2 separate regions of the Homo sapiens genome follow, and region 1 is linked to region 2. The links are chromatin contacts, found by Hi-C or POLR2A ChIA-PET in ENCODE. All regions are on one chromosome and are shown on one strand. Each heading gives the region's core, a stretch centred on a gene start or an enhancer-like site at or near the end of the contact. The rest is flanking DNA. Distances are from core to core; before and after follow the strand shown.

Region 1 (4,068 bases), core at 1-2,500, 2.4 Mb after region 2:
GCCCAGGCCTGCGAACGCCACGAGGGGCCGTGCACACCTCTGCGTCCAGGCCCCTCCCGGGGTCCGCTTGGAGATCCCACAGCCACAGGGCGGCCGCGAAGCTCGTCTTGGCCCTGAGAATTCACTGCGGAGCGCCCGCCCGGCACTGACTCCCGGCTCCGCACACCCAGGCCTGGACCCGTGTCACTTGCAGGGGCCTCCGGAGCCAGCCCACGCTCAGCCTGAGCAACCCGGCCCCCTTCCTGGGCTCCCGAGGCTGCGCCCCGGGCCTCGCAGACGACCCCGCCTGCAGACCCGGGCCGCAGTGACGCAGCCTCGACTACAGCCAACCCGCTGGCCCGACCCTGCCCCCAGCCCCCGCCCCATCCCATCCCCCAGACTCCAGCCCGGCCCCGGCCCCTGCCCCTGCCCCTGCCCCTGTCCCGTCCCCGTCCCATCCTTCTTGGCCCCGGCTCCCGCCCCGCCCCCATCCCATCCCTCGGGCCCCCGTTCCTGCCCCCATCCCATCCCACCCCTCCTGGCCCTAGCCCCTGCCCCGCCCCCATCCCATCCCATCACCCTGGCCCCTGCCCCGCCCCCATCCCATCCCATCGCCCTGATCCCTGCCCCGCCCCCATCCCATCCCTCCTGGCCCCTGCCCCCTGCCCCTATACCATCACCCTGGCCCCTTACTCCGCCACATTCCTTGCCCCAGAACCCTGACCCCATCCCATTCCCCTGACCCCTGCCCCCTGACCCCGCTCCATCCCATCCCCCTGGCCCCTGCCCCATAACTCCGCTCCATTCCATCTCCCTGGCCCCGGACCACCCTCCATCCCGTGGGCCTGCCCCTGACCCCATCCCATCTCCCTGGCCCCTGACCCCGCCCCGCCCCCATCCCATCCTCTGACCCTGCCCGGTCCTGGAACCCCAGCGTTGGCACCGTGGACGCGCGTTTACCGTCTGCGGGAAGCCGCCCCCGACAGAATATCGGCCGCCGATTGTCCGGGCCAGAACTCCTGGCCGGAGGCAGAAGCCGGAGGCCAGGACACTGCCCCCAGCAGCAGGAAGACGAAGCTGAGTGTCGCCATGGCCCCGGGCGGCCACGCACTTCCGGCGGCCGCGCCCCGCCCCGGAACCACGCCCCGCCCCCGTGAAATGCGTTCCCAGTAGCCACGGCAACGCCCAGCTCCGCCCTCCCCGCGCATGCGTTATGCGCCATCACCGGCAAGCAGGGGCGGGAGGGGGAACTGCGCGTGCGCAGAGTCTCCGCCCTCCTGACCGCAGCGGCTAGAGGTTCCATTGCAGACCCGGAGGCCGTGGCTGTGGTTCGCGGCGGTGCTGTCGCGGGCGCCCTGGCGCAGCCCACGCAGGGGCTCCTGAGGGTCCGCGAGGCCGGGAGGTCCGGGGGTCGGGAGGTCCCGGGGTCGGGAAGTCGGTGGACCCTGCAGGCCAGTGGGGAGGGTACGCGAGACTGGGGGCCGGGAGGGCTGACGGCTGGTGGCGCGGGGCGGGTCCGTGGGGAGGAGGCCCGGGGCTGGTAGGGGCGGGAGGGCTGGACGGCGGGGGCGGGGCGGAGGAGGGGGTCCGTAGACGGGGTCGGCGCCGGGTGCTCTCGCCCCTCTGGAGCTGGGGTCGGGGCGGGAGCCGCGCATGAGAGCCTGGGTTTCTAGTCGGGGGGCGCCGTCGAGCTCCACACCTGCGGCCTCCTGGGTGCCCCCAACCCTGGAGCCCCGGCGAGGGGGCACCCGGGCTGAGGCCTGGCCCTCCAAGGAGCCCTGGAGGGACTGTGCTGCTAGGGCGCGGGGCTCGATGGGGTGATCTGGAGACCTGGGGGGATCCGGGGCTGCCGCCCCTGCGCTGCCAACCTCCCACCCCGCCCCTTCTGCGAGGCGTTATTAAAGGTCTGGTTTCGGGAGCCAGGTGCGTGCCCGCCGCCGCCGCTCCCCGCAGCCTCCAGGCAGCTCCCGCTGTTCCCCGAGGGCACCAGCACTGGCCGACCGACCTGGCTTGGGGCGCGGCGCTGGCAAACCCGGCCTTCTGAGGGGACGCCACGCTGACTCTAGTGCAGGCAGCCCCCAAAACGGTATAATTGGACGAATTTCTTGAAGGATGCCAGTTACCAAAAAAGAAAATACTAATGCTTATTATCTGTTAAATTTGAGATCAATTTGTTATCAAATTTTCTCACACAGAAAATTCCAGGCCCAGAGGGCCAAGCTGGTGAATCCTACTTAGAGAAGAAATAATAGGAATCCAGCCACTCAGACGATGGACGAGGAGGGGCACTTCCCTGCTCGATGTATGGGCCAGCATTGCCTTGATAGCAAAGTCAGACATCACCAGACAGTAGAACCACAGACCAATGTCTTTCATGAACCAAGACACAGCATTTAAAAAAATTAGCAAATGGAATTTATATCTGCCTATTGTTTACAAAAAAAGCCAAACTTTGTAAAATACTTGAAGAGATTTATTCTGAGCCAAATATGACCCATGACACAGCCTCAGGACGTCCTGAGAACTTGGCCCAAGGCGGTTGTTTTACTGCTTGGTTTTATTCATTTCAGGGAGACATAAGACATCAGTCAGTACATGTGAGGTGTGCATTGGATTGATCCAGAAAGTCAGGACGACTCCAAGTGGAAAGGCCTCCAGGTAATAGGTGGATTCAAAGATGTTTCTGATTGGCAGTTGGTTGAAAGAAGTTACTATCTGAAGGCTTGGAATCAATAGAAAGGAGTGTCTGGGTTAAGAGAAGGGGCTGTGGAGACCGAGGTCCTTATTATGTGGATGAAATCTCATAGGTGTCCGCCCTCAGAGGCAATACATGGCAAATGTTTCCTATTCAGACCTTCAAAAGGCACTAGACTCTCAGCCAGTCTCCTCAGGATCAGAAAAAGAGCTGGAAAGGGAAGGGGAGTCTACAGAATATGAATTTCCCCACAAGACACCGCTTTGCGGGGCCATTTCAAAATTTGTCAAAGAGATATATTTTGGGGTAAAATACATTGATACTTTGAGGGCCTGTTGTCACGTGATGCTATACCAGCGTCAGATTGGAACTTGGTGTCTTGCTGCTATGGAGTCTGCTGTCAGTCTGGTCAGCTGCACCTGAACTCCAAAGGGAGGTGGGTATAATGAGCCATGTCCAATCCCCGTCCCTTCCTGGCCTGAGCTCATTTTTCAGGTTCTTCAGAATCCCCCTGGTGGAGATGAGGGATCCATTCAGTGGGTTGGGGAAGCTTAGAGTTTTATTTTTGATTTACACTATGTGAAGCAGAAATTAAAATACTGTAACCCTGATAGGGTTATTTTAAAGCTGCAGGAATCAAGGCAGGTTGCCGTGGGTAAGAGGATAGACAGGCAGGTCATGTAGCAGGACGAGCTGCGGACAAAACCCCTCAGACACCAGGTTAAGGAAGGATTTGGCTTTATTCGGCCGGGAGCTTCGGCAGACTCGCGTCTCAAGAACCGAGCTCCCCGAAAACAGAGTTCCTGGCCCTTTTAAGGGCTTACACCTCTAAGGGGTCCACGTGAAAGGGTCGTGATAGATTGAGATCACATGTGGTTAGAGTGGGAGGGGGGGTAATCTTTTAACCTCAGGCCTGGTCATCGGTGGCACCGGCTGGTCTTGCTGCTGACTTCATTCCTGTTGTTTTTCAACTTTTACTTCATCCTTCTCTTCAGAGACAGGAGACAGTAAAAGAAATGGCCTCTCTCCTCTGTCAGAGTGGAGTCCCGAGCTCCCAGAAATGCCACATGATGGACAAACGCTTGGGGGAAAAAAAAAAAAAAGGAGACCTCAGTCGGACACAAAAGCAGGAGCTTTAAAAGAAAAAATAAGAGATAAGTTGAACTTCACCAAAAAATAAGCGTTTCTGGTCTTTGAAAGACACTTAAAATGAAAAGGCAAGCCATCGATGGGGAAAATACTCAGAATAATGGATCTGACAGAGGGCTGTATCTAGAATATATGAAGATATTTTAAAATCCAGTAATTTGACATAAAGATGGTAGCCAGCCTGACACACAAAGGAACCCGAATGGCCAATGGACAGGAAGGGAACCCGTATGGCCGATGGACAG
Region 2 (6,384 bases), core at 2,955-5,454:
CCCGAGTAGCTGAGATTACAGGTATATGCCACCATGCCCAGCTAATTTTTGTATTTTTAGTAGAGACGGGGTTTCACCATGTTGGCCAGGCTGGTCTCAAACTCCTGACCTCAGAAGATCCGCCAACCTCGGCCTCCCAAAGTGCTGCGATTACAGACTTGAGCCACTGCGCCTGGCCAATTTTTGGTTTTTTAAAACTTGAGATGTCCTGAAACACAGGAAGTATATGTGTTTTTTAACTTCAAACTTAAGTAAGAATAGGCCTTGAGACATTTTTCCCCACTCAAAACCCAGGCTGGCTCTACACATTTCCTTGCTAGCAGATTGCTTTGCCCAGGGTCACCCATCACTGACATGTAGCCCTGCAAGGGTGGCAACTTCCTCTGGCGATTTCCAGCCCACTCCCAAGTGTTCTAGCCCCAAGGTCTCATGTTCTCTGAAGTCTGTTACACCAGAGCTCTGGCTGCTGAGACCAGTGCATGCTTCCAGGGTGGCACTGCTGCCTGTGATTTCTTGCTACTTCTCTGTTTTTTTTGGATCCCTAGAGATATCCTTTACTTGATTATATGGTCATTTGAAATTATGCCTGTAACCTTTTACCCAGAATTACTACATGATTTGGAGCCCAAGGGTTTTCCATAACTTTTTTTCTTTTTAATTCGAGAAGGAGTTTCGTTCTGCTGCCCAGTCTGGAGTGCATTGGCACCATCTCAGCTCACTGCAACCTCGGCCTCCTGGGTTCACAGCTCCCGGCCAGTTTTCCATAATATCTAGTGACCAAATATTGCCAGAAATAGAACTTATTACTTGTGTTTTAAAACACAATTTTAGGCCCATGTGCAATGGCTTGTGCCTGTAACCTAGTGCTTTAGGAGGCCGAGGTGGGAAGATTGCTTGAGCCCTGGAGTTTGAAACTGTAGTGAGCTATAACCAAGCCACTGCACTCCAGCCTGGGTGACAGAGTAAGAACCTAAAAGAAAAAAATATATATATTATATATACCAGAATACAGAGCTGAGGCATGCATGCGAATGGTGTGATATTTGAGTATTTTTATTTTCCTCTTTGGCCCAAACACCTTGGAGTTAAATGTTCAGAGTATGGATCCAAGTGATCCTGTTGTAATCCAGTTATCCTAAAAAGAAGTTCGGCCAGGCACGGTGGCTCACGACTGTAAATCCCAGCACTTTAGGAGGCCGAGGTGGGGGATCACAAGGTCAAGAGTTCGAGACCAGCTTGACCAACATGGTGAAACCCTGTCTCTACTAAAAATACAAAAAAATTAGCTGGGCATGGTGGCACACGCCTGTAATCCCAGCTACTCGGGAGGTTGAATCAGAAGAATCTCTTGAACCCAGGAGGCGGAGGTTTCAGTGAGCCAAGATCGCGCCACTGCACTCCAGCCTGGGCAGCAGAGCGAGACTCCGTCTCAAAAAAAAGAAGTTTAACTGACCCTTGGGAGACACAAGGGGGAGCCTCTAGTAGTTCAGGTAGAACTTTGTGTGATCTACAAAGAAAGGAATATAAACAAACATACACTTTTAAGGTTTTGTGTTAAAATGCTGGGTACTACTTGCTAGAGCTACAGGCAGAGTTGATGGTGCCCACAGAAAGACTCTGGGCAGAGAGTTAACTGGAGGAACAGCCTCTGCTGTCGGAAAAATCTAGTCTACTATTTTCTAGCTGATTGGAAAATACAATAATGTATTTGGCCTCTGCTTTTTTTATTTTAATGCAGCACCTTATATTTGCTTCTTGCACTTGGCCCTGTCCTTTCTCTTTGGCCAAACACAGTTTAGGCCACAGTTACCTCCCAACCAGGCTGCATAGGCTTCCCAGCCTTCCTGCTCCCTCTAGTCTTAGGCACTGGCCTCACACATGGTTGCCCTAGTTACCTTTCGAGGCCCTAATCACTTCCTTCAAAAACCATCAAGATGGCTAAGCATAGTGGCTCATGGCTGTAATCCCAGCACTTTGGGAGGCCGATGCAGGCAGATCACTTGAGGTCAAGAGTTACAAACCAGCCTGACCAACATGGTGAAACACTATCTCTACTAAAAATACAAAAATTAGATGGGCATGGTGGCGGCGCCTGTAATCCCAGCTACTGGGGAGGCTGAGGCAAGAGAATCACTTGAACCCAGGAGGCGGAGGTTGCAGTAAGCCGAGATTGCCCCTGCGCCACTGCACTCTAGCCTGGGCAACAGAGTGAGATTCTGTCTCAAAAAAAAAAAAAAAATCAAGATGGTTCATGCCCCCTCAACCATAGGTACCCCACCTTTACCAACCTGGCCGGTGACCACGCCAGAGGAGGTCTTTTCTTTTTGTTTCTTCTTGAGTGTTGCAACTCCAGCAAGATGTCAACATCTGCCGCATGTGCCCGCTGGTGGTGGTGTGGAAGTGGGGAGCTCCAGGTCCATGAAGGAGGGTGACGTGGATCTTCCAATTCCAGATCAGGATCCCCAAATTTGTTACTAAGCTGTGAATTATTAAGCACACCTCACAAAGGCGAGCATGACCTTTTCCCTGGACACAACAGAATGAGCCTAGTGGTGAAGAAAAAAAAAATCTGGCCGGGTGTAGTGGCTCACGCCTGTAACCCCAGCACTTTGGGAGGCCGAGGCGGGCGATCATTTGAGGTCAGGAGTTCGAGACCAGTCTGGCCAACATGGTGAAACCCCGTCGCTACTAAAAATACAAAAATTAGCCGGGCGTGGTGGCTCATGCCTGTTGTCCCAGCTACTCAGGAGGCTGAGGGAGGAGAATCGCTTGAACCTAGGAAGTGGAGCTTGCAGTGAGCCTAGATTGTGCCACTGTACTCCAGCCTGGGCAACAGAGCAAGACTCTGTCTCAAAAAAAAAAATTTAGGCCAGGCACAGTGGCTCACACCTGTAATCCCAGGGCTTTGGGAGGCCGAGACGGGTGGATCACGAGGTCAGGAGATGGAGACCATCCTGGCTAACACGGTGAAACCCTGTCTCTACTAAAAATTACAAAAATTTAGCCGGGCGTGGTGGCGGGTGCCTGTAGTCCCAGCTACTCGGGAGGCTGAGGCAAGAGAATGGCGTGAACCCGGGAGGCGGAGCTTGCAATGAGCCAAGATGGCGCCACTGCACGCCAGCCTGGGCTACAGAGCAAGACTCCGTCTCAAAAAAAAAAAAAAAATTTAAACAAAAAAAAAATCTTTTGGCATTTTTTTTTCTCCCTTTAGGGACAAAGGATCCCTTCTCATGATTATCCTAAGATCTAAGGTTATTCTTTTTGCCTCCCAGGGTGGATGGTGGCAGATGCCCTTGCATTTACTTGATAGCAGACTCCTCTTTGATAAAGGCCTTTGATAAAGGCCTCATTCCGCCAGTTTATCTTGCCACCTCAATGAATCGCTAGCTGTGTCAGGAATCCCTACACAATCCATTTAAATGACTGTGGCAGGGCCTCTTCCCCTGTGGAAGCTGAAGGTGGCACGTCCATCTCCGATGAAATGCGAATGGGGCTCTGGGCACGCGGCGGAAGGCAGAGAAGAGGCAGAGAAAGAAGCTAATAACTAATTACACCGACTCCACAATTACGACTAACGTTGGGGACGAACTCTTTGCTAAATAAACATTTAGGTGAAACAAAGCTTCCATTTCCAATCGGCCTAACTCTGGTATTAGCGTTGGCAGGGGCCATGCAGGAGGGGCAGTGAGCAGTGGTGGCCGCGTTGCCGACAGAGGGTGAGGGAGCTGGGCGCGTGGTGTGGGCGCCGAGGTCCCGAGCTGAAGAGCTTTAAAACCTCTCAAAACACAGAACTATCAATCAAGTAGGACCAGACTGTGCCCCCAGGGAAGGTCGCAGATTTAAGGCTGCGAGGACAAGGGCAAAGAAGTGCGAAGCGTTCGGGTGGACATGCAAGCCGGCCCAGCGCAGACGCCTGAGAGGGGTGCCCAGCAGCCCCCGCAGGTCTCCGCCGCGCCCCCGCCACAGCGCCCAGGCGCCCGCAGGGCACAGGGATCGGCACCAGCCGGTGACGTGTCCCTCACGCTGCTGCCTGTGATTGGTGGTCCCGATCCGGGGCGTGGCCCCAAGGGAGGCACTTAGCCCTACTGGGGATGCGCGCGCAGACCCACGGCCTCTGCTCCGCCCCCAGCTGGCCTGTAATTGGCGCAGTCGGCCCAAGGGGCGGCTGTTCAGGCGCGGGTGCGCGCGCAGCTGCTGTGGCCCTGCTTGGTGCGCCCGCTGTCACCGCCATGGCTGCCCCGTGTTTGCTGCGGCAAGGACGAGCCGGGGCGCTGAAGGTAAAGGAGGAGCCAGCCTGGGCTGGCTGCGCGGCCCCGAGCCTACGTAGGGGATGGGGTGAGGGGGCGCGGTGCTGGTCAGGTCCGGGCCTGTCCGCGACCTCTAGCCGTCCTAGTTGGGCCGCTGACCCCGCTCCCTGGGCCCAGGACTGACCGCCACGGGGCCAGGCCCGGATGTGGCCAGCGAGCGTCCCGCGGTTCCCCCGAGCCGGTCCGCCGCCGCCGCTGCCCGAGGCCCAGGCCGAGGCTGGCGTGCCCCGTGCCGACGGGCGCTCCCGAGGGCTGCATGCCTGGGCGGCAGACTCGGGTGGACGTTCCCAGGTGATGCTGCCGCGCGGCTGGGGTCAGCCGCTGTGCGGCTCCCGCACGGCTTCTCTGAAGGACAGTGACTTCTCCATTTAGCCAAGAGAGGAAATGAGGGAACTTTCAGGGACCTGGTTAACTTGGTAACTTACTGACAGCCGTTGAGAAGCCAGCTGACATGACCTGACCTGTGAAAAGGAGAAGAAGGGCTTTCTTTTCGGCAAATAAAAAGCTAAGGCCAAGGCCGGGCGCGGACACTTTGGGATTTTGCCTGTAATCCCAGTACTTTGGAAGGCCGAGCCAGGCGGATCGCTTGAGTTCAGGAGTTCGAGACTAGCCTGGCCAACATGTCGAAACCCCGTCTCTAAAAAATACAAAAAATTAGTCTGGCGTGGTGGTGCATTCCTGTAATCCCAGCTACTCGGGAGGCTGAGGTGGGAGGATCCCATGAACCCGGGACGCGGAGGTTGCAGTGAGCCGAGATCATACCACTGCACTCCAGCCTGGGGGACAGAATAAATAAATAAATAAAATAAGGCTAAGACCACTTCACTCTCTTACAAATTTTAAAATGGCTGTTATTACAAAAGCAGTAACTATTCCCTGCAGAATATATATGCGTGTGTGTATATATATATATAAATACATATTATATATATTATATATAAATATATATTATATATATATTTATATAATATGTAAATATATATTATATATTTATATAATATATAATATATTATATAAATATATATTATATAATATATATAATATGTTTATATAAATATATATTATATATTTATATATTTATATAATATATAATATATATTTATATATTATATATAATATATATCATAATATAATATATAATATATATATATTTTTTTTTGAGACAGAGCCTCACTCTGTTGCCCAGGCCCAGGCTGGAGTGCAATGGCACCATCTCAACTCCCTGCAACTTCTGCCCCCTGGGATTAAGCGACTCTCGTGCCTCAGCCTGCAGAATAATTTAAAAGTACAGATAGGGAAATTCATTGACAGTCTACCATTACTCCTTCAAGCATCTAGTTCCTAACGATTTCTATCAGCTTTTATATGTTCACATAAGCACATGTACTCATGCTTACAATCATGAACATACACGTTTTCATGTTTATATGTGCACATACAGGCACCTCTGTTCTGTATCCAGCATCTAGAACATTGTACTGTCTAGCACTTAATAGGCCTTAGTGAGTATATGCTGAGTGAGTTGGCATAATATAAAATATCACATTTATATTGTAGACACTTTTGAAGCAGTTTTTATATACCTACATCATTTTAGTGGCCAGATAGTATTTCTTCTACTCTATTTTCTAAGGATAAGAAAACATTTTACAGAAAGAAACATAGGGCCTGGCAGGTGGCTCATGCCTGTAATCCCAGTACTTTGGGAGGCCAAGACAGGTGGATCATTTGAGGTCAGGCATTCGAGACCAACATGGTGAAACCCCATCTCTACTAAAAATACAAGAAGAGCCAAGCGCGGTAGCTCACACCTGTAATGCCAGTACTTTGAGAAGCCAAGGTGGGTGGATAACCTGAGGCCAGGAACTCGAGACCAACCTGATCAACATGGTGAAACCCCGTCTCTACTAAATACAAAAACTTGGCCGGGCATGGTGATGCATGCCTGTAATCCCAGCTACTTGGGTGGCTGAGACAGGAGAATTGCTTGAACCCACGAGGCGGAGATTGTAGTGAGCCGAGGTTGCGCCACTGTGCTCCAGCCAGGGTGACAGAGCAAGACTCCATCTCAAAAAAC

The links. A loop is a pair of places that touch in the nucleus more often than their neighbours do. ChIA-PET counts read pairs that join two places held with the same protein, here RNA polymerase II (POLR2A). Pooled maps may share reads with other maps.
Region 1: a map of CD4-positive, alpha-beta T cell shows a loop between it and region 2 (18-fold over the local background). The contact joins the promoter of LINC00205 here to the promoter of NDUFV3 in region 2. A Hi-C loop is called at or near these places in 1 of 168 maps with a recorded cell type or tissue (CD4-positive, alpha-beta T cell) and 6 of 50 pooled maps. POLR2A ChIA-PET finds 5 or more read pairs at or near these places in 1 of 52 experiments (CD8-positive, alpha-beta memory T cell).

Annotation. Positions count from the first base shown.
Region 1 is chr21:45,286,802-45,290,869 of GRCh38, forward strand. LINC00205 (long intergenic non-protein coding RNA 205) reads left to right here and starts at 1,251. Exons shown (of 3, transcript NR_026943.1): 1 at 1,251-1,443; 2 at 2,550-2,637; 3 at 3,670-4,068. POFUT2 (protein O-fucosyltransferase 2) reads right to left here and starts at 1,094. Exons shown (of 9, transcript NM_133635.6): 1 at 940-1,094. The coding sequence starts at 1,070. RefSeq lists a silencer at 1,021-1,550 and an enhancer at 1,705-2,435.
Region 2 is chr21:42,889,105-42,895,488 of GRCh38, forward strand. NDUFV3 (NADH:ubiquinone oxidoreductase subunit V3) reads left to right here and starts at 4,205. Exons shown (of 4, transcript NM_021075.4): 1 at 4,205-4,277. The coding sequence starts at 4,230. It also overlaps a transcript of WDR4 not described here. RefSeq lists silencers at 3,692-3,991, 4,332-4,581.